Regions from separate parts of the Homo sapiens genome. Here regions 1, 2, 4 and 5 are each linked to region 3. Evidence: chromatin contacts called from ENCODE Hi-C or POLR2A ChIA-PET data. All regions are on one chromosome and are shown on one strand. Each heading gives the region's core, a stretch centred on a gene start or an enhancer-like site at or near the end of the contact. The rest is flanking DNA. Distances are from core to core; before and after follow the strand shown.

Region 1 (5,014 bases), core at 1,718-4,217, 6.6 Mb before region 3:
CTTTACATTACCTTTTTGTGAAATCTTAGATAAGTTGATAGAACAACAATTTCAAGTTCAAAATATTATCACATTCAAATTCAATCTAGTAATTGTGTAAAATACTGAGGAAGATAAAAAGAGGAATAAATATAGTACTTCCTCAAAGACCCTGTAACAGATCTGTAAGAAAATTATTATGCATCCCTCAATATCTGCAAGAGACAGGGAAAAAAAGAAAATTACAGTGCAAAACATATAGTAGGCTTCTGCTTGTTTGAGACATCGCCTAGGTTGGCCGGGCGCAGTGCTCATGCCTGTAATCCCAACACTTTGGGGAGGCCGAGGCGTGTGGATCACGAGGTCAGGAGTTCGAGACCAGTCTGACCAACCTGCTGAAACCCCGTCTCTACTAAAAATACAAAAAACATTAACTGGGAATGGTAGTGTGTACCTGCAATCCCAACTACTCAGGAGGCTGAGGCAGGAGAATCGCTTGAACCCAGGAGGCAGAGGTTGCAGTGAGCAGAGATGGAGCCACTGCATTCCAGTGGTGTGATCTCGGCTTACTGCAACCTTCGCCTCCCAGTTCAAGCGATTCTCAAGCGATTCTCGTGCCTCAGCCTCTGGAGTAGCTGGGACTACAGGCATGTACCACCATGTCTGGCTAATTTGGTTCTCATGCCTCAGCCTCTCAAGTAGCTAGAACTACAGGTGTGCACCACCACACCTGGCTAATTCTTGTATTTTTAGTAGAGACGGGGTTTCATTATGTTGGCCAGGATGGTCTAGAACTCCTGACCTCAGGTGATCCGCCCACCTCGGCCTCTCAAAGTGCTAAAGTGCTAGGATTACAGGCGTGAACCACCAGGCCCGGCTGCAGAATATATTGCTACAAAAAGGGTACAATAACTCAAGAGTACACAGAAGAGAATGTATCAACCTGAATGTGAGAATCTGACAAGTAGAAAGTGACTCAGAACAAAAATATTCAATCTTTAAGAATTCTTAATTACACAGCTTCACCTTACACTCCCAAACTGTAGATCATGTTCCAATTAACACAGCTGGGCTCTTTTTTCAGACACCCCATCTTGTCCCCACTTGAAGCAAAATTTTATTTAAAGTAAAATTTGCCTACTGTTTCTAGAGAGTTAACAAAAATCAAAGTACCAGCCTGCAAACCACCGCAAATTGAATGAAACTGCTGGTAATAAAAAAAGAAAAATTTGACTGCTTCCAGGTTTTTAGTAAGTTAACTCTGAAAGATAACTTAAAATAACTTACTGGGAATTTTTCTTATATTTAGGAGCTGAAAGATGCAGTGATAATAAGGAAAACGAATCTGAGAAATTTAAAGAAGCCAGCTTTGTTGAAAACCAAGTGGCCACTTGCCAACACTTCTTTATGCACGTATGACCAAAGATGATTCTAGGCAGACTCACAGACCACAAAGGCTCTTTATCAAATCCCAAATTAAGAAAGTTCTCATAAATATTTCAATTTTGATAAGTTAAAGACCAGTTAAGTTTTAAAAAGCACTTTATGAAGTGCAGAATCAATACAGAAACGAAGCTTTGCGCTTTTCATATCTGAGCCCGAAAAACAGCACACATTTTATGTTACATTTACAGTCTATTCACAGACACCTATAGCTTAGATTCCATCAAGAAAAACACTGGTCAATGGAAAAGTGACTGGCCTTAGTATAAAATTTCCATGTGGCCAGCAGGGAAGAAACCGCATAATTCTGAATTACAACTGACAAAACTACGAGAACCCTAAATCGAACTCTTCGCCTTGAACTCCATATACAAACATTTCAGATTCGTACTTCCACTTCCTGAAAATAATACTGTTTGTAAACGAAAAGGCAATAAGGTTACTCCCAAAACTCCTGTACTCCATGATCCATCCTCAAAGAGTGGAAGGAACAGCAAAGTAGAAGGAACAAAGCACTGACGTCAATTACGAGATTAACCCCAAGCACAGGCAGCTGGAGGAAAGGCCTAAACATCAATATCCACGCACAAGCTACTGGGATAACTAGGTAACAGACCGATTCAGAAGTTGTAGGGGAGGGTATTCGAGTATTATACCCCCACGTTCCCATTTTTAGTCAATCCCCTTCGCAAGTCGAAGGCGGAAATTTTTCCTTCTTTTTTTTTTTTTTTTGCGGGGGTGGGGGTGTGGGAGAGGTGCGCAGGATCGCGAGAAGGAAAGCGAGAACTAGCTGGGTAATGTTAGCCAGAATCTGGGCCTATTTTCTCTTTAATTAGACATAATTTGAAATTGAGGAGGATATGAAAAAGTAACAAATCAGCCGATGGAACGTCTGAGGAAAGAAAGAGGAAAGGAGAAACACTAAACGGATGGATTTCTGGGAATTTTTGTTAGGATTGGGTTAGCTTTTTTTATTTTCTTATCTTTGCGGGAAGGTGGTGGGGTGGGACGCGCAGATGAGAGGAGGGGTGACGCCTGATTGAGCAGCCCCAGCCCGGAGGGTCTCCCCGAGGCTCCCCGCAGAACTTGCGGGCCCCCACCCCCACCCGGCCCCGGCCACAACCCCCGCGGCCCGGCCCGGCCCTGGGTCAGTCTGTCGGCCCTTCTTACCTCCAGTCCCGGCTCCGCTAGGCCCGAACCATCTCCTGGCTGCGGCAGTGGCGGCGCCGGGCCTGCACCTTCACCGGACGCGCATTCGAGCCCGCCCAGGGGGCGGTGACAGGCTGCCAAGGGCGAGGGGCTCCGGGAGGCGGCGGGGGTTCCGGAGGCCTCGACAAACGAAGGCGGCGTCGGCGGCGGCGGCAGCGATGCGCCTCACACGGAACAGGCGTAGGCCCCGCACCGCTCCATGACGGTCGGGCCCGGGCTGGGACAGCTGACTGAGGCGGCGGGGGCGGGTTAACGAAGACCTGGCACCAGGATCCCCGCCCCGTCCGCTGGCGGCGGCGACGGCAGCTGGACTCCTGCAGCCAGGGCTGTGACTGACGCAGCGGCCGTGCCACCATGTGACCAAGACCGGGCGGGTGCGGGGCGTCACGTGATGCCTCTGCGCCCCTCCCCGCTGGGGGAGTAGGGGGCGGGGGTCTGTGGGCCGGCTGGGCCGGGAGGCGACGCCCGGGGTGGTGACGTTCCCGGCTGTGGGGTCTGATGACCCGGGCCAGGCAAAGGACCCGCCCGAGCGGTATAGGCCTGAGCCTCTGGGCACTGCGGCCGCGTCCGGCAGGGCTGCCACGGCAGTACAGGGCCTGCACATCCGGGAGCTCACGCCCTCCTGCGCGTAGCCCGCTAGTGAGGTTCCGAAGGGCGGGGCCGGGCCGAACCGGATATGCCGGTTCTGGGGCTCAGGTGACAAACCCAGGCCTTCCGCCCCTCGCCTCTGGTGGGGATCCGGCCCAACCCGGAGCTTCCTAGACTTGCTTCCAGGTGTCGAAGCCTCGAGTCCTCAAGAGGTCCAGCAAAAAGGCAAAGGACGCAGGAGGCTGTTCGGTATTTCCAGTAAACTTACCCTAAGAAGCCAAACCGTCCCTCTTTCTTCGTCATTTAAACATCTTCTGCCACTAATGTTTTCCTTTTCATTTATTTATTGAGATAGATCTCGCTGTTGTCGCCCAGGCTGGAGTACAATGGCGGGATCTCGGCTCACTGCAACCTCCGCCTCCCGAGTTCAAGCGATTCTAGTACCTCAGCCTCCGGAGTAGCTGGGATTAAAGGGGGGAGCCACCACCTACGGCTAATTTTTGTATTTTTAATAGAGACACGGTTTCACCATGTTGGCCAGGCTGGTCTCGAACTCCTGACCTCAACCAATCCACCCGCCTGGGCCTCCCAAAGTGTTGGGATTACAGGCGTGAGCCACCGCACCCGGCCCACTAATGTTTTTCTTCAGCATATCATTCTGAACACTTCTTTCACCTCTAAACATCTACTATTTCTTTTAAGCTTCACTCTTTATATGCATTTTCTCTATAGAGCTATATAAATTAGGAAATGTCTTAATAGAAAACTCAAAACATGACAGAATAAAAAATAATTGATTCTCCCATCTCTGTCTGTTAGCTGTTTCAGTCCTGGAAGGCAATCACTTAGCATTTAATAATGTATCTTTCCCTACATATTTGTAAGTAATACATTAAAATATAGGGATACTTCTTTTTACACAAAAGGTAACACACTATATACGCTGTTCAGTCCTTTTTTTCTCACTTCAAATATCTTGGATAGGCTGGGCACAGTGGCTCAGGCCTATGATCCCAACACTTTAGGAGGCCGAGGGGGGCTGATCGCTTGAGACCAGGAGTTTGAGACCAACCCCGGCAACATGGCAAAACCCCATCCCTATGAAAAATACAAAAATTAGCCGGGCGTGGTGGTGCATGCGTATAGTCCCACCTACTCTGGAGACTGAGGTGGGAGGATCACTTGAGCCTAGGAGGTCGGTGCTGCAGTGAGCCGGGAGCTTGCCATCCAGCCTGGATGAGAGTGAGACCCTGTCTCAAAAAAAGAAAAAAGAAAAAAATGTCTTGGACATCCTGCCATATCAGTATATAATGAACTACCTTTTTCTTCCTAGAGGCAGAATAATATTCCACTTATGCAAACATCCTAATTTATTTAACCAATCCCCTACAGGTGGATATTCCGCTTGTTGCCAAGCCATTACTATTACATGCTAAGCTGCAATGAATAACCTCATACAAGACAGGGCAACATAGTGAGACCCCATCTCTACAAAAAATAAAAAATTAGCCGTTTGTGGTGGCACAGGCTTGTGGTCCTAACTACTAGAGAGGCTGAGGTGGGAGAATCGTTTGTACCCAGGAGATGAAGGCTGCAATGAGCCCTAATCGCACCACTGCACTCCAGTCTCAGTGACAGAGCAAGACCCTGTCTCAAAAAAGTTAAAATAATTAAAAACGAAAAACAACTCCATATAATGAGCAAATTATACCTGTATGATAAATCCTTAGCCTGGAATCTTTAGATCAAAAGGATTTTTAATTTTGATAGATATTACCAAATTATCCTACACAGA
Region 2 (4,629 bases), core at 1,793-4,292, 5.3 Mb before region 3:
GGATTCTACATACCCAAAAAACTGTCTTCAAATTAATTTAGTTTGGAAGTTTAATATCATCCTGAAAGTTGAAATACTTACTTACCAGTTATAAACAGTATGAAGGTTGTATAATGATATCCACCAAAACGGATCCATTCCACAGAAACTTTTATATAACACCTACTCTCAAATATTATTTCCATCTTTTTTGGCACTCAGAACTAAAATTTGCGTAAGCAGCGCAAGCAATGGAGATTTACCTCACTACATCTTAGTTTTACAAAGATGTGGAAAGCAATATTAGATGCATCAGCTTCACCCACCCCACTCTAGCATCCAGTATTATCTTATCTTCTACAACAGTTTCCAACACAAACCCTCTACTTCCATGCTCCATCTCCCACACCTTTTCATACCATGCTTTTCTTTCAAACTAGATTCATAGCTCCTCGACAATAAGCATACTTATTCTTCATTGCTTTTCATTTCCCTCAAAAGAGTATGCAATCTTAGATATTCAATAGATGTTCAATATTAAACACACTACTAATTTAAAACGGAATTGACTGTATAATCTCAGAACACATTTTAGTTTATAGACAGGAAAACAAGGACAAGTGAAGTGGCTGTCCCAAAGTCTGTCACAATTACTCAAGTAAGAGCAGAAGGACTCATGTCCAAATCTAACTCGCAGTCCAGTCTTCCAGTTACGTCATTACCTCCCTCCTTTCCACGTTTTCTTCAAAAGACTAGTCAACTGGCCAACTACTGACTTAAAAGTCTTTCATATAATGCACTGAATTCCAAAAATCGGTAAGATCATCATGTACAGTACCTAGAAATTAAGACCTGGCAATATACATTCATTTTTAAAGGCCAATTTTAAACCTTTAAAATAAATACCAACCTCATTTGACGTGAGAGGGTAAAGAAACAGGAGATTCAATACATCGCTACCATTAAAAGGCATCTCCAACAGATGATGTGCCACCTCATCCACTAGTAGTAGTTTTGTTCAGGCTTGGGAGAAACAAATCTAAATCTGACTTACTTAAATTCCAATTGTTCACAACATGGTTTCTAAAAAAGCCTGTCTTGGAAACATATACGTCAAACTCATGAACCTAATTTTCACATCAAACCAGAAACAAATCAGGATAATAGTTCTCCATTAATTCTTTTCACGGATACAAAATGCTAATATGATACTCCACTATTCTGTACTAAAGTGACGTGCTGCAAAGTTAATTTTGAAAAGGGAAGTTAAAATGTTCACAGCAGAGATCAGCATTTTGTGTACTTTAGAAAACTGAGTTACAAGAATTTAAAAATACAACACAAAGCTAATAGCTAAATTAACTACCTGTTTCCCCAACCCCCAGGGGAAAACAAAAGGGAATTAGCTAATATAAAGTTTAGTGTTACTAAGTGGACTACAACATTCTATTTTCAGTGTATGTGAGACATTATTTAAACACTAAGCACAATGTCTGGAATACAATCTCAGTCGACAGTTATTATCACTACTACTACTTGCAGCCACAAAATACTATCAAGTAATTTTTGCAACAAAGATACAAAATTTACCGCTCTTCCATTTTATGTTGTTCATTTTAAAAATAAACGGCAAAATGCCAAGTGTGTTAAGCTTAGAGAAGGCTTTGAGTCAGCATATAAATCATATTCAACCGACACTTGATTTCCAATCCAAAAGCTCCTTATGTAGTATGACTCACCAAATTCCCGATTTCTTCCAACTATGAAAAATAAGTTACACTCCTCCCTTATAGCTACCACCATGACCTTCGTAAAAATTAGGTTAAGAGAATAATTTAAAAATTCTTAAAGACACCCCTTACCTTGATTTCTGGAGAAGATCGCTTGGTGAGTTTAATACAAACCACCAAGGGGTACTAAAGCTGTGTGACCTTTAGGTATGTTCTGGGATACGGCCTAACAAGACTGCCTTTGGGGGATCCTCTGGGCAGCTCTGGACCTAACTAGGCCTGGGTACCAGCGGCAAGACTCTTACTCAGCCCACCGGAGAGGCCCAGGCTCCATTCCCAAGCCGCAGAATCCAAGCCAGCTCACCCTCAAAACCGTCCCTGACGATGACCCACAGGGTCTCCGCTCCCCCTGCCACCTCGTCTGGCGCCAAGGCCGGCTGACTCAAAAGCCCAGGAGTCGAGTGAACGGCGCCATTTTAGGCGGCGGCGGCAACCAATCCCTGCGCGGGAGGCAGGGGGCGCCGGGTCGTTAGGAAGCCGCCGCCGGCCAGGATGGGCGCCGGTCTCGGAGACTCGGGGGGCCCGGACCGGCGGCCTCCGCCATGTTGCACCCTCCTCACGGCCGCCTTTTCCTCGGCGGGCTCGGCCCCGCGGCGGCTGTCCGCAGCCGTACTACAGCTCACCTTCTCGCAGAGGCTCTTGACCTGGGACTCGGACAGCTGCTTGCACTCGTTCAGCTGCTCGATCCACTGGTCCAGCTCCTTGGTGAACACCTTCTCGTCCATGATGCCACCCGCCCCAGCCGGCTGCCGCTCCGCGCTGCTCCCGCGCCGCCGCCCGCACACGGGCCTACACGCACACGCCGCCGCCGGTTCCTCGTGTACTTCTGGCGGCTGTTGAGGCTGGCGCTGGCCCGCTGGCTCTCACCGCAGTACTCGGCCGTCGGCCGCTGCGCCTCCTCCTCCGCTCGCTGAGGCTCCAGAGCTCGGCTCTCTGTAATGGCGGCCGCCGGGCGTGGTGACGTCACGCCCGGCGTCAGGAGGCGGCGGGGAGCGGAGGGGAAAAGGGCCGGGGAGCAAGCTGCGCAACTGCAGAGCCCTCCCCGGGCGGCCGCACGACCGGAGTTGGGGCGCAAACTGGGGGTCAAAGCGCAGGCGCGACGTAGCCGGCTGGTAACTGAAGCGCCTTGACTTTTTGGGCGTGGCTCCCGGAGGGCGGGGTGGTGGGGGAAGGGAAGGATGGAGCTGGAGCATGCGCAGTGCGCACAGCGGCGAACCGGACTAATCCCTGAGCACTATTCCAGGAGAGGCGAGGGCTTGGGCCGCGCGCAGGCGCAGACCGGATGGAAGCCGGGGCCACTGGCAGCCTGTAACTGGTTCCCCTGGGAAGGCCGCTCTGGTGATGAACTCAGCTCCTCACCTGGGGCCTGGCAGTCCGATCACGGAAACGAGAATTGCGACCCCGTGGCTCATCTGGGGTGCTGCGGCTCTGTAATCGTGTGGGTTTCCGTCATCTTTGGGGGCAGGAACGGGCAGCGAGTGGCCGCTTGGATTAACCACCCCCACCTCTGGGCGCGGCTGGCACCTTGTAATTAGGTCACTCGTAGGTGGAGGAGCGTGTACCTACCGGGGGAGTGCTGCGCAGTGCACCTGACTTCCGCGGCACACACCCGTCCCCGGACCTAGGTGTCTCGTCGGGCGCGATGGCGGGGGCGAGGCTTGGGCTTTTCTTTGGGCCTCGGACCGCGGCTCGCTTCCACGCGCCCCGCTCCTCGCCGGTGGTTGCTTTCCTCCAAGTTTAATTCTCTCTGGGAATGAGAGACCCTCAACCCCTGCGCGCCCTGGCCTACTTTCAAGAGGGGAAGCCCAGAGAAGATGGATGCACCTGTCCTGACCGCGTCTCGGTGGCGTGAGAAGCAGCTGTGATACGTGCTTAAAAGAGAGAGCTCGTATACCCTAGGATTGGACCTCTGTCTGGTTATGAATCGCTTTGGAGTTTGCGAAACGTTTTCACATTCCATTGTCCCTGCTTTTACATAAATATCTGGTTCCATAGAGCGCCAGCTATATGCCAGATCCGGAGGGGTCATCCAGACGGACCAGGGACCATGCCCTGGAGCTTGTATTCTCCCAACAGTACTGGCTGAAGATGGTTTGGGATAGGCAGAAGAGAGATCATAATGCCCCCAGGATTTGAAAGATATAGAAGCTTTCCAAAGAACATTTAACCATAAAGGGCAAGGCAAGAGCTGAACCTGATCGCCTGTCTTCCAGGAACCCCACCCTCAGTATCAGGCAACCCTTCCACACCCAAGTGCTCAGCGATGCTTGGGAGGAGACTGCTCACTCTGCGGCTCTGAGGGCATCATCCCCACCAACAGGCTGAAGAAGGCACTGGAGGCCCCATCAGCCAATAGCAGGACTGAAAATCCTCCTTTATCCAAGACAACGTGTTTGGCAAGGCCGACTGGCTTGGCCTCCCTAGGCTGGAAATTGCAATTCTGCTTTCCCTTCACACCTCCCATTAGTGTGCACAAAAGAAAGTACCTTAAATCTACTCTTCTAGAAGTCTTATCACATACTTAATTTACCAGACTGGGAAAAAGACCCTTTAGCCCAAATTCTGTCCCTGTTTTGCAGTTAACATCCCCAAACAATAGAAGGGTAAGAGTTAAGACCAAGTGGAATGAATAAGGAAAAAATCATCACTTAGTGCCCGTGATTATAAAGCCATACCCAGTGTGCTGTCTAATCTTATTCTTTACCGTTGCCATGAACCTGTGTGAGAACTGTCTGATGGGGCAAGAAGCAGACAGGCACTCAGAAAAGAGAAGGGACTTGCCTAAGATAGTGGTCAGGATTTAAAACTGCACACTCCCAAGTACAAAGTCTCAGCCACAGTCATGCAGTTGACCTTCCAA
Region 3 (4,568 bases), core at 1,294-3,793:
CAAATACATATTGCTTTTTTTTTAAGAGAGGATCTTGCTCTTTCACCACACCTGAGGTGCAGTGGAACCACCACGGCTCACTGCAGTTTTGACCACCCAGGCTCAAGCTATCCTCCCCACCTCAGCCTCCCAAGTAGCTGGGACCACAGGTGCGTGCTACCATACCTGGCTAATTTTTACAATCTTCTGTAGAGATGAAGTCTCTATATTGCCCAGGCTGGTCTGGAACTCCTGAGTTCAAGTGATCTTCCCGCCTCAGCTTCCCAAATTACTGAGATTACAGGCGTGTCCAGGAGCTTTTCTAATACAAAAGTTATTACTGAGAATAACTTTAAAAAAAAAATCTGTCGGCCGGGCGCGGTGGCTCACGCCTGTAATCCCAGCACTTTGGGAGGCCGAGGCGGGCGGATCACGAGGTCAGGAGATTGAGACCATCCTGGATAACAAGGTGAAATCCCGTTTCTACTAAAAATACAAAAAAATTACCCGGGCGTGCTTGCAGGTGCCTGTAGTCCCAGCTACTCGGGAGGCTGAGGCGGGAGAATGGCCTGAACCCGGGAGAAGAGCTTGCAGTGAGCCGAGATAGCGTCACCGCACTCCAGCCTGGGCGACAGAGTGAGACTCCGTCTCAAAAAAAAAAAAAAAGAAATCTGTCCAGTGGAGATTTTTGTACCCCTCCCATCACATTTCTTAGGAAGAAAATATCTGGGGCTGTGAGATGTTCCATTTTACCCTCAACCTCAACTATACCCACCCTGAACCACTGGATACAATTTTCTCTCACTGGGTGCACGGTGCTTCTGTCCTAATGGTCCAACCTTCTCAGTAGGTGAGGCAGTATGAGCTTTGCCACTCACCTACTGTGTGGCTTTTGGCAAGATCCTTCCCTTAGTTGGGCTCCAGTTTTTTCTTCTCTATAAATTCAGGAGCTAGAATCAATGATCTGCAAGGTCCTTTCTGGATGTAGCGAAAAGGAGACATTTAGAATCAGAAAACGCCAGGGGTAGATTTCAGAATGTGGGCATTACCTCCCAGCAAAATATTCTTTACTATTCTCCTGTGTAAGGCCTCTAGCCCTGGCTTGGCTCCGTATCTCACACCAGTCATGGTGTAGGGCTGGGCACAGGGTAGGTGCTCAGTGATTTAGCTTTTTGTCTCCATCTCCTAAAAAACAATTCCAAATATTCTAGGTTTGATTTTCAGCGGACCCTCCTGATGGGTATCTGGAGCACGAGGTTGGTTTTTTTTTTTTTTTTGGAGATGGAGTTTTGCTCGTCGCCCAGGCTGGAGTGCAATGGCGTGCTCTCGGCTCACTGCAACCTCTGCCTCCTGGGTTCCAGCGATTCTCCTGCCTCAGCCTCCCCAGTAGCTGGGTTTACAGGAACCTGCCACCACTCTCGGCTATTTTTTTTTTTTTTTTTTGAGACGCATTCTTGCTGTTGCCTAGGCTGGAGTGAACTGGCGTGATCTCGGCTCACGGCAACCTCCGCCTCCCGGATTCAAGCGATTCTCCTGCCTCAGCCTCCCGAGTAGCTGGGACTACAGGCGCCTGCCACCATGCCCGGGTAATTTTTGTATATTTAGTACAGAAGGGGTTTCACTGTGTTGGCCAGGCTGGTCTCGAATTCCTGACCTCGTGATCCGCCTGCCTTGGCCTCCCAAAGTGCTGGGATTACAGGCGTGAGTGACCGTGCCCGGCCTAATTTTTGTATTTTTAGTAGAGATGGGGTTTCACCATGTTGGCCAGGCTGGTCTCGAACTCTTGACCTCAGGTGATGCGCCAGCCTCAGCCTCCCAAAGTGCTGAGATTACAGGGGTGAGTCACCGCGCCCAGCCGTTGGTTTTAACTATTTGGGGCACACACTGTGATTTTTTTTCTGACGCAGCTGGTACAGTGCTTGCTTGTAACAATTTGCAATTCACTAAGCTGAGCAGAGTCTGGACACCTCGAAGGCACACATACATGCCAGTGGCTGAGAACACAACATTCAAATCCTCTCCATCTGGGGCCTTGGTCCGGAAGGCCAATCTCACTGCAACCCGAGCGGCTATGAGACATCTCCCTCGTGGCAGGTGCCCGAGCTGTAGCCACGCGGCCTCTGGAAAGAGATGTGCTAAGTCCCAGGACTTCAGAAGAGCTCTGTGACCTTGGCCAAGTCCCTTCCTCCTTCAGGAGCGCTGCAGTGGGCCTAAGTGCCTCCTCCCGGGACTAGTACGGGGACGGTCGTGAGATCTGGACAACATTCGCCTTTTAATATTTATTGATCTTTTGTGACACGCGCGTGGGTTTCCATCAGCAATGAAGTCAACGGTCGCGGCGCTGGAGCCTGCAGAACTCGCGCTCTAGATCTCGCGAGATCTCCGCCCAGGGCTTCGCAGCGTCACGCCCTCCGGGGCCGTGGCGGCGACGGCGGTGCGTAGCTTACTCACAGGGGCGGCCCGTATCCCTCCGCCGCCGGCGCGGCTCGGCCCTCCCTCCCCTGGCCCGCCAATCCCCGCGCCTCCCGACCTGCCCCTCGGTCGGGCCCACCCCGTGCTCCGACGGCCCCACCCCGGCGGCGCAGCCCGCCCGCCCGCGCGTCCCTCGGTCCACCTGCAGCAGGGAGGAAGACAGGCAATCCCTCCGGCTGTCCGACCAAGAGAGGCCGGCCGAGCCCGAGGCTTGGGCTTTTGCTTTCTGGCGGAGGGATCTGCGGCGGTTTAGGAGGCGGCGCTGATCCTGGGAGGAAGAGGCAGCTACGGCGGCGGCGGCGGTGGCGGCTAGGGCGGCGGCGAATAAAGGGGCCGCCGCCGGGTGATGCGGTGACCGCTGCGGCAGGCCCAGGAGCTGAGTGGGCCCCGGCCCTCAGCCCGTCCCGCCGGACCCGCTTTCCTCAACTCTCCATCTTCTCCTGCCGACCGAGATCGCCGAGGCGGCCTCAGGCTCCCTAGCCCCTTCCCCGTCCCTTCCCCGCCCCCGTCCCCGCCCCGGGGGCCGCCGCCACCCGCCTCCCACCATGGCTCTGAAGAGAATCCACAAGGTAAGCGGCCGGAGGTCGGCTGCGCTGCTGGCCAGCTGAGCAGGCTGCGGCCTGCACTTCCCGCCGTAGTCTCCGTCGGGCTCGCGGCCTCCTTGGATCTTGCTGCCGGTGCTGGCCCCTCGGGGCGGCCTCCATACCCCACTCCCAGTGATGGCGCCCGTGGAGGCCCCGGCGCGCAGCCCGCGCTTAGGCCGGAGGTGCTCTCGCGGCCTCAGCGTTCCTCCCCGGCTGCCCTTCCAGGCCCGCATGGTGTGGACTCTTAGGGCTTCTCTCCAGTCTGGGACTGCCGCTGCACTTGAGGGCCATTGTCGGGCCAGGATGGCGGGGTTGGGGCCGAGGGGGGCGCTGGGGCGTTGGGCGGCCCCTTCGACAGAGGTCGAAAGGGCTTCTCGCCCCATTTCTGTTCCCTCCTCCCACACCTGCCCTAGCTCCCTCCACAAAACCGCCTGAGCTCGGGCTGACAGAGGAAGCCGTTTTGCCCGATCCACAAGTATATCCTGAGTTCACTTACCTCTTGGGTGGCAGCACACATCGGTCCACCCTGCTTGTCCAGAAACTGTTAAGAGTTGGAAGTTCAGAAGAAAAAAAAAAGGTGACTTAATGAGGGAGGAGGGAAGTAGAGGGAGAATCATTTTATTCCTTGAGGTTGCTGTATGTAGTTAGAAACTAACACTTCCGTTTTGCAGGATTGGATCTAATAGAAAAGCTGTACATTGGCAAAGGTAGAGGTAGAAACCTGAACATTGAAAACCACCAGAGAAATTATACAAAAGTTCCTTTCACAGCCTCTTCGCAAAATGGACTTGACGCTATTAGGTGATATGTTTACCGAGACTCTTAACTGGGAAGGGGTTTTACTAGATTTTGTATTAAAAAGGATTTCTTTGCTCTTTAAAGTGAAGGGTTATTTAGTTATCAATAAGGAGGTTTTCCTAATAATACATCTAGACTATAAGATTGGCTTAAAATTTATTTTTTTTCCCTTTCTGATGTTGTAACCTCTTAGTGCCACTTTCATGTTTTTTTTCTTAGAAGTAGGGAGGCACCACTATTAATTTCTGTTTGGTGTTTCACTTGGCTACTCAGATTGGCTATATTAAACCGGTAGCTACTTTTTTCTTCAATACATCTTTTTCCTTTTAGTGGAGAACGGGGTCTTGCCGTGTTGTCCAGGCTGGTGTGGAACTCCTGGGCTCAAGCTAGCCTCCTGTCTCTGCCTCCCTTAAGTGTTGGAATTACAGGCATCAATCAGCCACTGCACACGGCCTATACCTGTAGCTACTTAGAAGTAGGTACTGGGGTTATCCATTCTGAATGATGGGATGGGGATGCAAGAGGAAGAGAACCAGTTTTTAGCTTGTCTTAAACTAAGTCAGAATACAGATTGATGATTTAAACACCTCAGCTCAGCGGTTGGTCCTCATTTCATTTTTGCTCAAAGACAGTGTGGAATCAGTCCCATTGGTTACTATAATTAGGTTAGCTCCTTAACTTCTTTTGACTCTGATTTCTAACAAATGAAGAAGGGCAGATTTTAGACAATAAATC
Region 4 (5,203 bases), core at 562-3,061, 5.2 Mb before region 3:
GGATCTCCTATGTTGCCCAGGCTGGTCTTCAACTCCTGGCCTCCCAAAGTATTAGGATTACAGGCATGAGCTAATGCCCCAGCTCATGAGGGATATTTTTAAGATATAGTTTCTCTTTACCATTTTTCTCCATGTAACCCTACCTGTGTGTCTTCCTCCTTTGCTATTGGAAGGGTTAGGACTGCAATGGCAGAAAGGCAAAAAAATTAAGAATATTCAGCTTTTAACTTAAAAAACACATTGCGAATGTCTAACAGGACCTATCAAGAGTTAGGCCTGGCTAACCTGATCACCAAGGCAGTCACTGGAAGCAGAGAGGGAATTCAGGGTTTGAAGAAAGAGGTACAAGGAAAGTCAGAAAAGTTAACTCTGCTTCCATGGAATCAGGGGCAAGGCTGAGGCAATGTTAAGGTCCTCATTCCACCCTCCCTTTACCTGTTGAACTGAACAGTTCCCCAAATGGATACAAAAGTACTCAGAGTCCTTAGTATAACAAAGTCCTGAAGGTAGGAATTGGAAGCAATAGAGGGAAGGACGGTGACCACAGAAAATATTCAAGGTCTTTGGGAGGTCAACACCTCTGAACCCCCTGGTGGTGGGGGGCCCTTCTGGCCCATTTGCACCTTTCTTGCTAGTGTAGAAAACCTGAAGTTATCTCAGGCTAGATATATAACCCTCACTCATGTCTGCCGGAGCTCTCCCCCAGAATATGAATCATATTTGTAGGTTTCTTTGACAACCAACCACTCATTGATATGCTTGGAAGACTGCACCCCCACATTCCTTAAAAATACAATGGTACTCCCCCACCATAGGCAAGTCCCCGGACTCTGACACATATCTTCAATTGAAAGCAGACCCAGAAAGGAAAAACTGCATAATACACCATCCTTTAATATTTGCCCAGAATTTCCAATACTAGAAACCCCACTGCAAAGCAGAAAGACTATCTGGTAGCTTCAAGGAACCATTTCAGGAGATTGTTGTGTGGGCCTCAGTATTCAAGGCTGCCTTAGAAGATCGTGCGATCCTCTCACTCTTCTTGCCCCAAGTACCAGAGTTAATAAGCCACTGAACCAACCAGAGGGGAATTATTTTTGGTCCCGGTTTAAAGAAAACAAAACAAGCTGTTGATTCTGCCATGACCTCTTGGGTAATGTTGTCTCTATACCTGTGATAAACAGAAAACAACTAATAAAGGTTTATCCCGCCCTCACCCTCTTAAACCCGCTTCACAGACCTGGCTGAAACTCACATCCAGGCGAGGCGCTCACGTGACCCGTTCTAAACGCGTCATAGGGACACGTGGTTCTAGATACTTCTCCCCCTCCCACTCAGGGGTGGATTGTTGACAAGGCCGCGGGCAGTCACGTGATCTTACATCATCCCACCTCCTTTCCCTGAAATCTCTGGCCCGGATGCGTCCCTCTTTCTCCACCCCGCCGAGCCTAAACTAGTGACGGGGAGGGAGACGGGATAGTGTTTCTGTTTCGTGGTCTTTGAATCCACAACCTCTAGTCTGAACACAGAGAACACAAATTTGTCTATTACTTCAGGAAGCCCAGGGGGAACCGCGCCCCGCTGAAGGGCTCGGGGAAGGCGCGCTCCCGCGTCCCGCCCCCTCCTCCCCCAGCACTCACACTGTGGTAGCGGCGGAGGGCGGAGGGATCCGGAGGCGGCGGAGGGAGACGTCATTGCAGGGTTGTTTGTCAGTCTCGGCGGCGGCGGCGGCGGCGGCGGCGGCGGCGATCCACAGTGATTCGGCCGCCGCGCCGGGGGGTGGGGGGGCTGCGCGGGACTTTTTTTTTTTCAGACTGACCGCGGGGCAGCTGCGGAGCATGTCGACCCCGGCCCGGAGGAGGCTCATGCGGGATTTCAAGCGGTAAGGGCCTTCACCTTCGCCTAGATGACGGCCCCTCAAAGCTGCGGGGCTGCAGGGCGTGGATCCCAGACACCTTCCCCTTTGTGACCCTCAGAGGGCCGGCTGTGGGCCCAGCGGGACTGGCGGAAGCCGGGTCCTAGCCTCGGCCCTACTCCCATAAGCTTTGCCGCTCGTTCTGGCGCCCGAAGAAATTTTGATACTGCTTCCCCTCCCCACAAAAAGTAAAACGGTGTCGATCGACTGGTCTAGGGTTCCCTGCTGCCCATTTCGGCCAGCTGCCCGGCGTCTCGCCCAGGCGATCAGACATTATCCGCCCGCCCCTGCACCCTGCGGCGCCCCCTTCTTGTCCCCTCAAAGTGAGCTCCTGCGGGAGCTTGTTCCTCTCCGGCAGCACCAGTCAGCTTTGTTTCACGGCCCCGCCGTCTTCTCCGAGGAGCCGTGTTGGGGCGAACCCCTCTCCCGACTCCTGCCAATCCTTTCCATTTGTGCCCTGAGGGTGGGGTCCAGTGCGTGAGGCCCGGAGGTTAACCCATCCCCCGAAACCCGACTCTGTCCCCGCCCGCCTGAAAGGACCTTGGGAACTGACTTAGAGATCTGGGACCTTAGAGCTGGCCACCCCGGCTGCCAGTGCTTTCTGGAACTCAGCTCTGGCTGGTGAAGAAAGCCCCTATCTATAGCCTCCCGAGTCTGGAAAAATGCCTTCCCTTAGACTGGCGCTAATCTGATACTCCCTGGGCCTCCTTTGGTAAATAAAATAGGGTTTTGTTAGGAGGTATTGGGGTTGTGAGATAGAAAATGATTATTCCGTTGTTTACCTTTTATTGGATACTTAGAGACATAGAAAAAATAAGTGAGAAAACATCATTTTGATACTCTGCACATTTTTCTTAACATTTTTTCTGGGGACACCTGCCCTAATTGAACAAAATATCTAGCATAAAAACTTAGATTTGTCGCTCAGGAAGTCACCTCTCAGCTATTATAAAGCCTATGTGAGGCACTTGGATTTGGCCAACTTATTTAATTCATTCGTAGCTTCTCTTAGCCATTTAAAGGTAGGCGTCAAGCAGTGCAGTTCTTCTAAGGCTTCTGTTCGTGGTGGCCTAATTTGCTTGAGATTGACTAAAAACCATTTTTTTAATGTGGACTAGTTGCAAATTATGATGCCCCATGAAAAACAACTGCATATGTATTTGTGTGTGTATATAATGTAGCATTTTTAATTGAGGTTACAGTCTCTGAAAGGAGATGCCCTTTTTGGTGCAAAAGTCATCTTTCTAAAGCTTGAAATCAGCGTATTTGATTAGCACTCATGACAAATTCAGATAGTAAACTAGTTCATGTCATTGTCGCCCTGGCTCCTTACTGTAATGCTCTGCTTAATTCTGAGTTGAATGCATGGCACCTTTTGTAGTTTCCAGAGATCTGCAGGTTACAAGAATTTGACTATGACGAATGTTGGAAAGCCTTGTGTTGAGTCTCCTGATCTGAGAGGTGGATTTGGTGTTAGTGCAGAGCCTTTAAAATAGGGACTGGCAGAAAACCTACTAATTACTTTTTAAAGCCATTGCTGTTTGAAGCAAAAGGAATAGAGTAAATCTGCTGCCTAATACTAGTTTCCTAGTTAAATTTAATGTGTTTTCAGTCATTTTGTGTTTACACTGAGGTTTGCTTTTTTTTTTTTTCTTGTAGCCATTTTGCAGAAGTAGCCTGGTTAGGATACACAGTCTTTGCATGTTTAGAGCAGCAAAATCAATGGTTCTGTAAAAATATTACTTGCTTTTGAGGTTTTAAACTTTTTTTGGTATAAGAGGACAGTCTATATACATCAATTCTTTTTTTTTAAATATATTTTAATTATACTTTAAGTTCTAGGGTACATGTGCACAACGTGCAGGTTTGTTACATATGTATACACATGTGCCATGTTGGTGTGCTGCACCCATTAACTCGTCACTTGCATTAGGTATATCTCCTAATGGTATCCCTCCTTTCTCCTCCCGCCCCACAACAGGCCCCTGTGTGTGATGTTCCCTTTCCTGTGTCCAAGTGTTCTCATTGTTCAATTCCCACCTATGAGTGAGAACACGTGGTGTTTGGTTTTTTGTCCTTGCGGTAGTTTGCTGAGAATGATGGTTTCCAGCTTCATCCATGTCCCTACAAAGGACATGAACTCATCCTTTTTTATGGCTGCATAGTATTCCATGGTGTATATGTGCCACATTTTCTTAGGCTAGTCTATCATTGTTGGACATTTGGGTTGGTTCCAAGTCTTTGCTATTGTGAGTAGTGCCGCAATAAACATACGTGTGCATGTGTCTTTATAGCAGCATGATTTATATTCCTTTGGGTATATACCCAGTAATGGGATGGCTGGGTCAAATGGTATTTCTAGTTCTAGATCCCTGAGGAATCGCCATACTGTCTTCCACAATGGTTGAACTAGTTTACAGTCCCACCAACAGTGTAAAAGTGTTCCTATGCATCAATTCTTGAAGAGATAATATTGAAAGAGGGATGATTCTCAAGCCCTTTCAATTTTTAGATAATTTGGAGAGGTATTTAATAAGTATATATACCTGGTTAATATATTTAAGTCATATGGTTCATTTTAGTTCACAATAACAAGGAAATGGAGTTAGTCTGTGTCTCAAAATAGATGGTATAGTGTCTGTAGGTGTTTACGTGGCCTCCTTAGTGGCCTTAATGTTCAACTTTTTAAATTACCACGCTGGATTTCCAGGTTACAAGAGGACCCACCTGTGGGTGTCAGTGGCGCACCATCTGAAAACAACATCATGCAGTGGAATGCAGTTATATTTGGGTGAGTTGAAAGGTTTAACAAATAATAGGTGTGTGCTGAATCTTTAAGAAAAGTAAACATATAACAACTGTCTAGGAAAAGAAACTGAGGTGGAATGAGAGATCTTAAGGACTAAAACTGCAAGATAAATTAGAAAAAAAAAATATTTCAATTAGAGTTTTGGCCCAGCACAGTAGTAGCTCAACGCCTGGGAGGATCGCTGGAGCCCAGGAGTTCACCAGCCTGGGCGATATAGTGAGACAGTGAGACTCTGTCCCCTCCCCACCAAAAAAAGTTTTGGCCCAGTCTGGGCAACATAGTGAGCCCTTGTCTCTACAAAAAGTATAAAACTAGCTGAGCATGGTGGTGCATACCTGTGGTCCCAGCTACTTGGAAGGCTGAGGCAGGAGGATCACTTGAGCCCAGAAGTTTGAGGCTGCAGTGTGCCATGATTGTGCCACTGCCCTCCAACATGGGCAGCCAGCAGAGCCAAGATCCTGTATCAAAAAAAAAAAGGA
Region 5 (4,689 bases), core at 234-2,733, 7.9 Mb before region 3:
ACATTAAATTAAATTAAATTGAAACCTGCAATACACATCGTAAGCCTTGTATAATACTTTCCAATGCTATAAAGGCTGTAAGATAATTCGCCTACTGAAATTCATAAATCAGCTCACATTGACTTCAAGAATCATCATAAGGAAACAAACACTCATCGAATTATAAATGTATATCTCAAAAAGAGAACTCTGGAAAGTGGTAGAATTTGTGTTGTTCCTATGCAAACATCAGGATCTTCAATAACATAATTTGACCTATCATGGCTTCCGTTGTGACCTGAATAATTGTCACGACCCAAAAGGTCAGCCCAACGTTACTGAGACTCAGTATGCAAAACACTACATATCTGAAAAACTCCAAAGTGAAGAATTAACCAAAGCATTTCATTTCATTTACTGCAACTTTAAACAAAACAATCCAATAATCCACTCACACTGTTTAGTGTTTTGTTTAGAAAATATGTCCCACTTGTTATAGAAACCTCCAAATCAAGGAAAACCTTCCCCAAAACCTTAGCATTCTACCGGGATAAGCAAAGCTAACAGGTTTTAGTTATATGCCTGAAAACTAGCCTTCATGAAGGTCGAATGAAAAATCTTTTAAGCTGATGCCATAACTGTTAACTCGACACAGCAAATTTTGGATCCAAGTACAAAATACTGTAAAATTTCCCAGTGACAGTCTGAAAAAGTACCTACAGTGGTGTTCTTTAAACATGCATCATCTACTACAGAATTCACCATTTGACTGGATGTAAACTTTTAAACTAACTTTGAAAACTTTATCTTTTTTTTAGGCAACTGTACAATATTTCAGAGACCTTTAAAGAAAAACTATTTCTAAATTACATGGCTGAGATACTTCCCTTACAATTTCCATCTCGTTTTTCATAGTCTACTTAAACGAATGGGCATCTAACTGCGAAACTCATATTACCCAACTCAGAAAATACGACTTAGTAATGGTGCTTTCTTAACGACACTCAGAAGCCCCCGGCAAGGACGGGTACGCGGGTTAAGACCGCATCACAGGCAGGAAGGGCGGTCGGCACCCTGCTGGCGACAAGGGCCTGGGTCAGGGAAGAGACTCAAGCGAACAGATTCCCAGTAGCAGGTGCGAGACTCTGGCAAGAGGGCAGTCGCCGCGGATTTCGGACAGACAGGAGGATGCTGTCTACTGGACTGTGAGACGCACATAAAGGTCAACCAGCCTCACCTCGGGAGTCCGCTCGGGTGGCTTCTTCCTCAACGCCTGCCTAGCGCCAGGGTCCACGGGTGAGTTCATGGCCACGGCCCGGGTACTCCGCAGCCTGCCCTTAGCAGCCCACGCCACAGTTCATTCACACTAGGTAGCGGGTGCGGTACCTTTCCCCCGCCCCAAGGAGGGAACTTCGCGCCGTAACAAGGTCCGAACTCTAGCAAACAACCCTTCGCAACGCCCGCCTAAGGCCTCTACCCACGCGCGACTGGCCGGAGACAAGTCTGCGCGGGGGCGGGGGAGAGTAAGTGCGCATGCGCAGCACGCACGCGCACGCTAAGAAACGCCCAAGGGAGTAACTCCACTGTGACGTTAAAATTGGGGCGGTGCGAGTAAGTCGTTTCCTGCTGTCGTCGTGAGATTTAAAGACACCTCGCGAGACCTCACCTAAATCAGTCACGGGGTCTGCCTTGGCGTTGTGGTTCCGTCTTCTCCATCCGTTGGAGACACCGGAAACGCGCTGAGGACCTGAGCAAAAATAGCATTTTGGGGCAGAACCGTGGGGAGGCGTTCTGACTGGAGAGAACTGTTGTGCCCAAATCCGGAAGCCCAGGGTGTGGCCAAGTCCGGCTTTGCGCTCTCCTCTGCAACTTCTACTGCCGACTTTGAATATGCGGAAGTAGAAGCCGCCATTCGGCAAAGAAGGAATTCCACGCACACCTCATATCTCTTTAAATAAAACGAGATCTCTTGTGAAAGCTGCCGACAGAGAAGTGCTTGATCTATTCGAAACGGACGTCCTGAGACCAGGGCAGAGAAAGCAAACATTCACGGCCAGGATAGGCAGCCGGTGCCGCGGCCAGCTCACGATTACCTTTGAGTCAAAAAACTAGATTTAGACTGCGTTCTTGTAACTAAATGCCCGGGGCAGCCCTCCCTCAGGCAACTGCGTTTAGGGTTGGGACTCGAGTGGCAACTTTTGCAATACTTTTTACATTCTAGTCTGCTTCCCAACAGACCGAATAAAGCCAGTTTTGTTTCACTGCTCCCTTGGTAAGAAAAACAGACCACCCTTAGGAGCAGCCAGAGAGCTGCTGAGGCCGTTTCAACAATAAGCTCACTGACAATTCCAGAATCCATCGTTCTAGGATACTCCTTACCCTTTCTCATAAGTTCATAGGTAACTAACTTTGGCGACACCACCTTTCCACTGAATTTTAAGCTCCTTGATGGCTGTAACTACATCTAGGTACACCTTGGTATTTCTCACAGCAGTTAGCATAGTTCACTAAATAACAAGGTGATTTATGATTATGACATGCTTTCCAATTAATGACTGCTTCACAGTAATTTTAATGACGTAATAAGAGTTAAAATTATATTTGAAAACAATGAGAGTTCAGGCTACAACACCGTTTCTGGGACCGGCAATGACTTAAGGACTGTTTTCTGTTGGTCCTGGGGCTTGCCCAAACTGGGAGTTTACAACATACTATTAGCATTTCTCTTTTTCAGGTATAGATCAAAAACTTTACCAGCGAAGTGTGGCATAGCCATTGTAGAAATAAAGTAATTGTGGAAAAAATCACAGGATGTTGCAGACGATCCGTTTTCCTCATTTTTTGTACAAATATAACCTCTCAAAGATCTGCCCAGGATCACAAACAAAAGTTAACCCTTCCATTCTTCAAGGATCAATTTTCAGAGTCACATCAATATTTTGAAAGAGGGAGAAAGAACTATAAAGCATGATCACCATGAACTTGAACTTTAGGGGCAAACAGACCTAGAATTTGTGTCTCTAATATTAGACCTCTTCTAGTTAAGTGACTTGAAGTTATTTAACATCTCTGAACTTCATTTTCCTTATGTTAAATGGGAATATAGTAAAGGACCTATTGCTTCAGAATTTTCTTAAGATTACGCGAGAAAATTCACATGAAGCACTTAGTATGTTGCCTTCATTTTCCTTATGTTAAATGGGAATATAGTAAAGGACCTATTGTTTCAGAATTTTCTTAAGATTAAGTGAGAAAATTCACATGAAGCACTTAGTATGTCACATGAAGCACTTAGTAAGATTACGTGAGAAAACTCACGTGAAGCACTTAAGCACTTAGTATGAAGCACTTAGTATGAGAAAATTCACATGAAGCACTTAGTATGCTGCACAATCCGAGCACTCCTTATTATTTCCATTATTTTGCCTCTAGGAAGTGATTTTTTTTTTTTTTTTTTTTGAGACGGAGTTTTTCTCTTGTTGCCCAGGCTGGAGAGCAATGGCGCGACCTCGGCTCACTGCAATGTCCCTTGAACTACTCGGGAGTTCAAGGGATTCTCCTGTCTCAGCCTCCTGAGTAGCTGGGATTACAGGCGCCCGCCACCACGCCCGGCTAATTTTTGTATTTTTAGTAGAAATGGGGTTTCACCATATTGGCCAGGCTGGTCTTGAACTCCTGACCTCAAGTGATCCACTCAATTTGGCCTCCCAAAGTGCTGGGATTATAGGCGTGAGCCCCCGCTCCCGGCCTGGGAAGTGATTCCTCTAAAGTAGAAATTCAACTTTGAATAATTGAATAGATTTTTTTAATACAGTTTTTTTTCACTTATAACAATTCAGAAACACATTTAAGTATTTGTGAAGATGTGGAGCAAGAGGAACTCAAACTGCTGGTTAAGTGCAAGTTGGGAAGTCACTTTTGGCAAAAAAAAAAAAAAAAAGTAATAAAGTTGAAACATAACACACCTTATGACAGCAAGTCCTTTCTTTGATATATGCCCTATAGCAGCAGTCCCCAACGTTTTATGGCACCAGGGACTGGTTTTGTGAAAGACAAATTCTCTATAGGGGTTAGGGGGAGGGTTTCAGTATGGAACTGTTCCAACTCACATCATCAGGCATTATTAGATTCTCATAAGGAGCATGCAGCCTAGAGCCCTCACATGTGCAGTTCATGATAGTGTTCCTGTTCCTAGAGAATCTAATGCCCCTGCTGATCTGACAGGCGGAGCTCAGGCAGTTATGCTTGCTTACCTCCTGCTGTGCGGCTGCTTCCTAACAGGCCATGAACCAGTACCGGCCTGGGGACTGGGGACTGGGGACTGGGGACCCCTGCCCTATTAATAGAAAAGATGGACAAAAATGTTCCTTATTCATAGAAGCCAAAAACTGGAAATAACCCAAATATCCATCAATACTAGAAGGGATAAATTGTAAAATATTCATCCACAATGGCACATAGCTCCATAGCACATAGTGATGATTCTCCAACATAATGTTGAGAGAGAAAAAGCAAAACAAAATACAGAGTATAATTACACAGACAGAGTTTAAACACAAGCAAAATTAGGTCTTTTAGGGATGCAAATACAGGGTAAAATAATAAAGAGAAAGCAAGGAAATGAAGTCAGGTTGGTAGTTACAAAAGTGAGAAGGTAGAGAATTATGATCAGGATAGGGCACATGGAGGAGGGGGCTTCTGGGATGCTGA

What was found. Hi-C counts contacts between places; a loop is a spot of excess contacts on that map. ChIA-PET counts read pairs that join two places held with the same protein, here RNA polymerase II (POLR2A). Pooled maps may share reads with other maps.
Region 1: a pooled map shows a loop between it and region 3 (4-fold over the local background). The contact joins the promoter of AFF4 here to the promoter of UBE2D2 in region 3. A Hi-C loop is called at or near these places in 2 of 50 pooled maps. POLR2A ChIA-PET finds 5 or more read pairs at or near these places in 2 of 52 experiments (GM12878 and endothelial cell of umbilical vein).
Region 2: a loop to region 3 is called in a pooled map, with 16 times the contacts of the local background. The contact joins the promoter of PPP2CA-DT here to the promoter of UBE2D2 in region 3. A Hi-C loop is called at or near these places in 5 of 50 pooled maps. POLR2A ChIA-PET finds 5 or more read pairs at or near these places in 3 of 52 experiments (MCF 10A, OCI-LY7 and activated CD4-positive, alpha-beta T cell).
Region 4: a pooled map shows a loop between it and region 3 (5-fold over the local background). The contact joins the promoter of UBE2B here to the promoter of UBE2D2 in region 3. A Hi-C loop is called at or near these places in 2 of 50 pooled maps. POLR2A ChIA-PET finds 5 or more read pairs at or near these places in 2 of 52 experiments (AG04449 and activated naive CD4-positive, alpha-beta T cell).
Region 5: a pooled map shows a loop between it and region 3 (8-fold over the local background). The contact joins the promoter of RAPGEF6 here to the promoter of UBE2D2 in region 3. A Hi-C loop is called at or near these places in 1 of 50 pooled maps. POLR2A ChIA-PET finds 5 or more read pairs at or near these places in 2 of 52 experiments (B cell and activated B cell).

Annotation. Positions count from the first base shown.
Region 1 is chr5:132,960,667-132,965,680 of GRCh38, forward strand. AFF4 (ALF transcription elongation factor 4) reads right to left here and starts at 2,968. Exons shown (of 21, transcript NM_014423.4): 1 at 2,593-2,968. AFF4-DT (AFF4 divergent transcript) reads left to right here and starts at 3,146. Exons shown (of 2, transcript NR_186175.1): 1 at 3,146-3,468; 2 at 3,575-4,024. RefSeq lists an enhancer at 1-496 and a silencer at 2,423-3,262.
Region 2 is chr5:134,223,368-134,227,996 of GRCh38, forward strand. PPP2CA-DT (PPP2CA divergent transcript) reads left to right here and starts at 3,043. Exons shown (of 1, transcript NR_186539.1): 1 at 3,043-4,629. PPP2CA (protein phosphatase 2 catalytic subunit alpha) reads right to left here and starts at 2,706. Exons shown (of 7, transcript NM_002715.4): 1 at 2,393-2,706. The coding sequence starts at 2,494. MIR3661 (microRNA 3661) reads left to right here and starts at 2,390; the gene lies at 2,390-2,485. RefSeq lists enhancers at 1,996-2,105, 2,445-2,964, 2,965-3,486, 3,486-3,645, 3,487-4,006.
Region 3 is chr5:139,558,796-139,563,363 of GRCh38, forward strand. It overlaps UBE2D2 (ubiquitin conjugating enzyme E2 D2), which reads left to right and starts at 2,544. Exons shown (of 7, transcript NM_003339.3): 1 at 2,544-3,020. The coding sequence starts at 2,997. RefSeq lists enhancers at 2,120-2,289, 3,450-3,499, 3,590-3,709 and a silencer at 2,320-2,979.
Region 4 is chr5:134,369,758-134,374,960 of GRCh38, forward strand. UBE2B (ubiquitin conjugating enzyme E2 B) reads left to right here and starts at 1,812. Exons shown (of 6, transcript NM_003337.4): 1 at 1,812-1,882; 2 at 4,626-4,706. The coding sequence starts at 1,839. It also overlaps a transcript of CDKL3 not described here. RefSeq lists enhancers at 931-1,526, 1,035-1,104, 2,045-2,144 and a silencer at 1,575-1,624.
Region 5 is chr5:131,633,746-131,638,434 of GRCh38, forward strand. RAPGEF6 (Rap guanine nucleotide exchange factor 6) reads right to left here and starts at 1,484. Exons shown (of 28, transcript NM_016340.6): 1 at 1,217-1,484. The coding sequence starts at 1,285. RefSeq lists enhancers at 674-1,256, 1,204-1,293, 1,386-2,585, 1,594-1,843, 1,854-2,053.